Regions from separate parts of the Homo sapiens genome. Here region 2 is linked to region 1. Evidence: chromatin contacts called from ENCODE Hi-C or POLR2A ChIA-PET data. All regions are on one chromosome and are shown on one strand. Each heading gives the region's core, a stretch centred on a gene start or an enhancer-like site at or near the end of the contact. The rest is flanking DNA. Distances are from core to core; before and after follow the strand shown.

The links. Hi-C counts contacts between places; a loop is a spot of excess contacts on that map. ChIA-PET counts read pairs that join two places held with the same protein, here RNA polymerase II (POLR2A). Pooled maps may share reads with other maps.
Region 2: a loop to region 1 is called in a map of B cell, with 12 times the contacts of the local background. The contact joins the promoter of CDK6-AS1 here to the promoter of MTERF1 in region 1. A Hi-C loop is called at or near these places in 3 of 168 maps with a recorded cell type or tissue (B cell, CD4-positive, alpha-beta memory T cell and CD8-positive, alpha-beta T cell) and 8 of 50 pooled maps. POLR2A ChIA-PET finds 5 or more read pairs at or near these places in 1 of 52 experiments (OCI-LY7).

Annotation. Positions count from the first base shown.
Region 1 is chr7:91,879,015-91,882,814 of GRCh38, reverse strand. MTERF1 (mitochondrial transcription termination factor 1) reads left to right here and starts at 2,113. Exons shown (of 3, transcript NM_006980.5): 1 at 2,113-2,158; 2 at 2,702-2,760. The coding sequence starts at 2,732. It overlaps LOC112267986 (a long non-coding RNA gene), which reads right to left and starts at 2,013. Exons shown (of 2, transcript XR_002956514.2): 1 at 1,951-2,013.
Region 2 is chr7:92,834,793-92,838,592 of GRCh38, reverse strand. It overlaps CDK6-AS1 (CDK6 antisense RNA 1), which reads right to left and starts at 2,110. Exons shown (of 2, transcript NR_110088.1): 1 at 2,030-2,110. CDK6 (cyclin dependent kinase 6) reads left to right here and starts at 2,020. Exons shown (of 8, transcript NM_001145306.2): 1 at 2,020-2,115. RefSeq lists silencers at 1,718-2,077, 3,188-3,437 and an enhancer at 2,528-2,607.

The DNA of each region.
Region 1 (3,800 bases), core at 864-3,363:
TGCATTCTCTTGCTAGTTCCTACTGTATGGGTTTCAGTGTTCTCATTTGTAAAATGAGAGGGCTGGGGCTCAATAATCTCAAAGGTTATTTTATTTAATTTAATCTCTAAATTTTATTTTACATGCCGATTGTAAAGCAGTTTGTGTGTGTGTATATACATAATATATAATAATATTAATTCAGACATAGGAGCTCCTTCCATGCAGAAGGAATATAGATTTTAGAAATTCACATTTTAAAAGCCATCTCCAATTTTTTGGGACTAATTTTTACCTGGAGGAATTGCAGTAAGTAGTTTACTTAATAGATAGACTGATTATTAGTATTTTAAATTCCCAAAGATAAATCTTTATCCTTCTAAACCAACAAAACAGAGAGTTAATTAAAAACAAAGTGACAACAACAACCCAACTAGGAGTAGTCAAAGGGGAAGAGTGATGGTAAAACGTAATTGGTTCATTGGCATAGAAATGGGATAAACACGCCGGGTGCGGTAGCTCACGCCTGTAATCCCAACACTTTGGGAGGCCGAGGTGGGTGGATCATGAGGTCAGGAGATCGAGACCATCCTGGCCAACATGGTGAAACCCCGTATCTACTAAAATACAAAAAAACAAAAAAACAAAAAACAAAACAAAAAAATTGCCGGGCATGGTGGCACGCGCCTGTACTCCCAGCTACTCGGGAGGCTGAGGCAGGGGAATCGCTTGAACCCGGGAGGCAGAGGTTGTAGTGAGCCGAGATCGCGCCATTGCACTCCAGCCTGGCAACAGAGTGAGACTCCGTCTAAAGGAAAAAAAAAAAAAAAAAAGAAAAAGGAGAAAGAAATGGGATAAAGAAAATTCTTTTTCTTTCTTGAGACAAGGTTCACTGTGTCACCCAGGCTAGAGTGTAGTGGCACAATCACGGCTCACTGCAGCCTCAACCTCCCAGGCTCAGGTGATTCTCCCACCTTAGCCTCCCAAGTAGCTGGGACTACAGGCACCTGTGACCACGCCTGGCTAATGTTTGTACTTTTTGTAGAGATGGGGTTTCACCATGTTGGCCAGGCTGGTCTCGAACTCCTGGCCTCAAGCCATCCTCCCGCCTTGGCCTCCCAAAGTGCTGGGATTACAGGCATGAGCCATCGCGCCCGGCCAGAAAATTACATCATTAGGCTTGTACATGGAGGAGTTAGTAATGCCTGAAATTTTTCCTCTTTGTAGAATTCAGGGTCAATCCTGTTGATCCTGTGTTTTTTTAAGGACCAAATCACCATCGTCTCCTGAGGATAACTCGACAGACACAATTAATTCATTAATGTAGATATTATCTTTCTTTTGATGGTCACAGGAGAAGTGCCTTGAATTGAAGCTTTATCTCTTCCATTGTCACCATCACTAGGCAGGTGAGGCTGACAGGACCGCGTGGCTTAAGGCAACGCCTCGGGAGGGAGCAAAAATGCATCCACTGTGGAGATGAGGTTTCGGTTGCCTCCATTCTTTAAATAGCGCAAACCCTCACAATGTCAAAAGAATCATATTTGAATTCGAACTGCAAGTAAGGAAATCGAAGTATACTAGAATTGATTTCCAGCCTGAAGGCGGATGCTGAATTCAGACCAGCAGTGACACTCCAGGATTTCCACGGTAGTTCATTAAAGGAGGAGAATCTGGGACTAAACAGACAGAGTCTACACCCGCTTATCCTGCACCAAAAAACGCCGAGATGTTCATCGGCATCGCGTTAGTCACATTAGCAGCAGCAATCGCATTATCAAAAACTGCAACACGCATGTAAATAATAGCTACTTTTCCACCACGTGTCGTCGGCCGGCAGTGGATGCCCCCTGTAGGATCCCTATAAGATGCCTTACAGTTCCCCACGGACATCTGCCCAGGCGACTGGGAGTCCCAGGCCCCACCCCACCCTCCAAACCCCTTCTTTGGCGTTCAATACCCCGCGCTCACCGCGGTCTCTTGCTGCCCCCTGCCAGGCCCCTAGCGTCGGGCTGCGAAGGGCTGAAGTACCGCCACGAGGGGGCGCAGGACCAACGACATCACCTCTGCGCGCGACCCGAGGCCGGAAGTTAGTCTTTTCCACTTCCGCTCCTCCTAGCCGCTCCGGACCCCAGAGGCGGAAGTAAAAGCGAACTACAGTGGATGGGTGCAGTTCAGGGTGAGATTGGGAAGGTGGTGAGGCTGTGCTTTCCTTTCTTTTTGTTAAGAAGTGGGTGTGGGTGACTGCTGTACAGTGCAGCCCTTTGCAGATTTGTCTTTGGAGGAGGAAGAGGGATGGAAAGAGCCTTCGGTGTGGAATTACCTTGGTTTTGAGTTAAGAAAGACCCACCTGGGTTCGAACCCTAATGCTTCAGCTAGCGAAGGCAGGCTAGTATGGGAGCTCGGCGCTGTTTCAGATTTTGTAATTTTAAGGCTTATGCCTACCTTTTAAATTGTTGTGGGGAGTAAAGCGAGACAATATATATGAAGCACTTAGCTTTGGTACAAAACGTATTCGTGATTCCGCTACCTTTTCCCATCATATGTAGGCATGTACTTGCCGTTTTCTTTTCTGTATGTCTGAGAAATGTTGTTTGCAAGAGGTAATGCATCTCACGAGAACATAATGCAACGAGAACGTTAGCTGGGATCGATCTCTTATTTTGTATTAGGAAGGCCTGAAATATTTTGCCTTTTTTTTGTGTGTGTGTGTCATTTCCAGAGATAGCTGTTCTCCAGCCTTTCTGGAGGGATGCAGAGCCTTTCCTTAGGACAAACAAGGTGAGAAATGCATGTAAAGATCTCCAAACTTAGCTTGCTGTATCAAAAGAAGACCAGCTGGAATGTGGTATTTTAGGGCCAGTGATTAGTTATTTCCATTAACAGCCTTTTTAACAGGCCAGTTGTGGGGCAGAGGCGAACGTAAATCTTTTTTTAGACCCCTCATACTACAAGCATAGAAATTTTCAGTGTTTGTTAAGTTTGAACATTAGCCCTTTGGATAATGGTTTTGGTTAATTAAAAAGTCAATTTGAGAAATAGATCGAAGTCAATTTTTGAATAGGTACCATTTTTGAAATTTGTACGTGAGGAAAGTTGCTAACTTTCTTGTATTAGGCTATTTAGATGTTCATTTACCCTACTAGATATTATGAGTATTTTGAATGGAGATCCGTTGCTAAGAGTAAAGCATCATGGAGAATTTTGAAGTGTGACTTTTTTGGTACTAGAAACCGAAAAATAGATAAAGATAATTTGTATTTTCCATTGTTTTTCACACCAAAGGCCAGTTTTACTTGTTTAAATTTTTTCATCTGACTGCAAAGTAACACATATTCATTAAATAAAGTCCCAGTATTTCAGAAGTAGTACATAGCCTCTAATAATCTTTCAGAAATAAGTGTCATTCCACTTTCCCCCTCTGTATATATTAACGTCCCCCTCCCCGCCTTTAATATACATGGCATTATCCATACTGTTAAGCAGTTTGTCATGTAGAATATCTGACATCTTTTGATTGCAGTAGATCGGCCTTTATTTTTGGCACCTTTATAGTATATTGCATAGATGTACCACAATTTATTAATTATTCTATTGGTGGCCATTTGGGTTTCTTCTTCTTTGTTATAGCAAATAATGTTATGATGGTCATCCTTTTTCTTTCTTTCTTTTTCTTCTATTTTCTTTTTTTATGAGACAGATTCTTGCTCTGTTGCCCAGACTGGAGTGCAGTGGTGCAATCTCAGCTCACTACAACCTCCGCCTCCCAGGTTTAAGCAGTTATTGTGCCTTAGCCACCTGAGTAGCTGGGATTAGAGACA
Region 2 (3,800 bases), core at 861-3,360, 960 kb before region 1:
CAGTAACTAAAAATTCAACCCAGTGTAGAAAAGACACTTCTCTGTTAATTTAATATTTGTAGCTTACTATTTTTTTAATAAATGATTTATTCAAATAAATTCTAGCCATGATGTGCTGCTTCCTATTTGCTGGCAATTATTTCTGGATTATATAAACATGTTAATTACCAGCAAGTAAATCTTGTTTTAAAAGGCAAATGATAAGTGTGAACAATTATCAAAATGGAGGATTCCCACTTGTGTCTCTGGCTTAAAGTCTAATTAGTGACTTGTAGTGATCCAATATTTTTATGTAAATATAAAATCTAATGATTTGCCTTCTTAAATTTATAAGGTATATGAGATTATAGATAGCTTTATAAATACAAATTTTGTTCAGAAAACTGGATCTTATTTTAGAAGACATGCTCTTAACACAAATGTATTTTATGAATTATCTTAAGCTTAAAGACATACAATTATTCACTTTTATTTTTAAAGAAAAAAGTATTATAATGCATTGCAAAATATGTGCTACTGAAAATGCATCAATTTTTATTTCCCTAGCCTTACCTCACACTATAACATAGAATCAGTTTTATAAAGGCAAAAATTTGATTTACTGTGAGATTAGTAACATGGTTTTAAAGTCAAAAGATTTATAGAAGTAGTATTTCCAATTCAAACAGAATTTTGCCAGGTTTTAATTTTTCTACAAAGCACTTAAGTAAATAATTTTGTGAAAAGTTTTGCTTTAAGATGTTTTAAAGGGTTTCAAGTATTCTACAGATAGAGATTTTGGGGAGAACACCAAATTCTTTCCAAAAAGACAGCTATTTCAAGTTTTCTTTTACTCCATTGTAGAAAGTTTTAAAGACTTTTTTTTCTCCAAAATCTAATTTTCACCTGAAATAATTGTATTCAAGGGTTTCTCAGCAGGTAAAGTATACATTCTTACAAGGTTTCAAATTTCAGATTTCCAATAATGCATTTAAACTGAGCACTCCTCTTTTTGTGTATGTATCTACTATCTGCAGTTCTATTATTTACACTAAATTTTAGTCTTTTTAGCTCCTCTGAAATACGTTAGTGAACCCTCAGCAGTTACTAACCACTTAATAATTGTGAGCCCGCCAGCCCCTTCAAGTAGATCGTTAACCATAAGAGTGCCTGACAATTTCCAAACCATATCCTCTGTCTAAAAGGAAAAGATAGGGCTTTGTGAGGCAGAAAGGAAGCGAAGGAAAACAAAACAAATGTAGCTCATGCTGAAAGTGAAAAGTGCTTGGATAGATTAGTATTTTCTTTTCTGCAAGGCATCCTGCCAAACTTTTTCTTTATTTTTTTAAGAGAAGAGTTATTTTTTGGTCTGATTTTTCAGTTTCTTGGAAAGTATTGGTATTTACCACCCCCATTGGCCGCTCATAATTATTGTTGGTTGTTTTGTGTTTTTCCCATCCGTCCACGTCACACAGTGAGGATGCCCCCCGCTTCACCCTGTCAAAACCCCAACTCTGGGCGACCCTGGGTTTGGAAACTCCGCCGACTCCCGACGACACGTCCCACTCTCTCCCACTAATGCCGCTTATTTTAGTCGCAGGATCCCCCTACTACAGTTTCAGCGAAAGCCGGAAATTTTCATTTAACTCTCCCCCCCACCCCCACCCCCACCGCGCCCTTCTAGCCCCCGACTCGTAGAAGGGAGCTAGGGAGCCCGGAGCTCGGAGCACTGCCGGGACTCGGCCGCCTCATTTCTCTCCGGAAGGCTTTAATTTGCACACTTTCTTGCCACTGCGCCACGAGCCCCCAGCCCCGCCGGGGGGTGGGTCTCCGGCAGAGTTGGCTTCGCGGGTCCCTGCCCCCACCCCGCACGGTCGCCCCAGCTGCCTCCCCGGCTGGGGCCCCCAGCGCCGGCCGGAGCCCAGCGGCCCCCGTCCGCCCCCAGCGAGCGGCGCGGGCGGCGCCCTCCGCCGTCCCTCCGCCCTCCGCCGCTGTGCCCACCCCCTCGCCGGAGAGAGTGCTGGTAACTCCTTCCCCAGAGTCTGATTACCTGCTCCGCGAGGCCGCGGACACGTGCGGAGAGCCGACTGACACTCGCAGCCCCCTCGGGAGGCCCGACGCGACTGGGCCCCTCAGGTGAGGAGCTGTGCGCTCGGGTGGGTGGGCTGCGGGGTGGGGGGTCCCGGGGGAGATCTGGGGGATTGGCCGGGGTCCGAGGCAGAACTGTGGGTGGGGTAAGTGGAGGGTGGCGGGGGGTGGGGGGGACCTGTGTTTCCTTGGAATCGGCTTTGGTTAACCCCTTACGAACTGAGACGGGATTGGTTATGGGGGCCAGTTTTGGGGAGCTAGAGGATTCTCCTTATCTGATGAGAGGGGGAGATCCCAGCCTAGGGACACCCGCGACACCGAGATCCTGCTTCCACGTATCCGTACGCACACACACCCACACGGAACACGCCTCATACAGTTTCTCCAAACGGAACTGGAACTCTACTCGGACACTCACATAATAATTCACATTTAGGGTTTAAAATGCACTGCCTCTAGGGACTCCATGCTGGAGAATGTGCTTGCATTTCCCCCTCGAAAACTCCCTCTCCAGCTCGCTGAGGTGTGGGTGTGGGCTCCACCTTCCCCTCCACGAGATAAATGTTAACGCAGGCTTCCTGCGGGCGTGTTATACACAGAAAAGTGCACGCAGCCGGCCAGTGCCCAGGCTTGGAGCCCCGCGAAGACGCACGTTTGCTGTAGTTTCCAAGTTTACTTTTATAATTTAAAATATTGGAGTTAAACACACGCCCCGCAGTGAGCAGCCCTGGTCCCCGCAGCGCGCCCGTCCGTGTGCATATGGGCGCATCTGCGTGTGCGCACACGCGGGAGTCGCGGTCCCCGGTGTGGCCTCTTGTCGCTGTGCTGGTGGCGACCCTTGTGGTGCTTGGCAGGCTTCGGGAGAGGCGCATGAAGGATTTCATTGAGTGTGAAGACAGAGAGCAGAGACAGAAAGCAGAAGGAGGCGGCTGCAGCCTTTGTAGTCGCGGAGGAATGCGGAAATGTTGAAGCACTATGTCAAACTTTTTTTGAAATGGGGTCAAGTCACATTCAGCCAGCGTGGGAAAGCAACAACAACAACAAAAAAAAGTGGAGGAGAGGGGGGGAAAAGGCATTGCTGCTCCCGTTTCTCTCCGCCGAAGCCGACCGTCTGGGGGGCGAGTGGGGGGAGAGCCAGGGCAGTGCGGGGCCCGGCGGGGGCAGCAGGCGCAGTTCCCTGCGGGGGTGGGACGTCCCCGACGCTTCCTTCGCTGCGGAGCCCGGGGCTAGACTCGAGCGGGAGGGGGTTGGGGGGATGCAGGACAGGCGGGTTGGGCGGCCGGCGGCGGCTCCCCGGCTACCTGTGTGGCCCTCGACCTGGCTCAGACCCCCGGGCAGTCCCTGGGGGCTCTTTCCTCGGCTTTTAAGGAAAGTTCTGAATGTAGTGAGTGCCAGAAGCTCTGCTCTCGCCGCGGTCCGCTCCACCCGCTCATCGTGGGGGTCGCGCCGTTTGTTTAATTCCTGGCAAAAGGCGAGCGGGCCAGCGGTTGCGAGGCAGGTAATTCCGAGGTGCCCCGGGAATTCCGGACATGCGGCCGTCGTGGTGAAAGTCCTGCCGAGGCCGCGGCGGCCCTGGAGGAGGGAGGCCCCCTAGGTCCCAGATAGCTGCTGAATGGGGAGGGAAAGTTAGGGTACCCTACTCTGGCGCTTTGTTGTGCAGAGGGCTCCGGGGGCGTCCGGCTGCAGACTGGACCGGGCCTTTAGCCGGAGGGGGAATGGGGCAGCCACCTCTG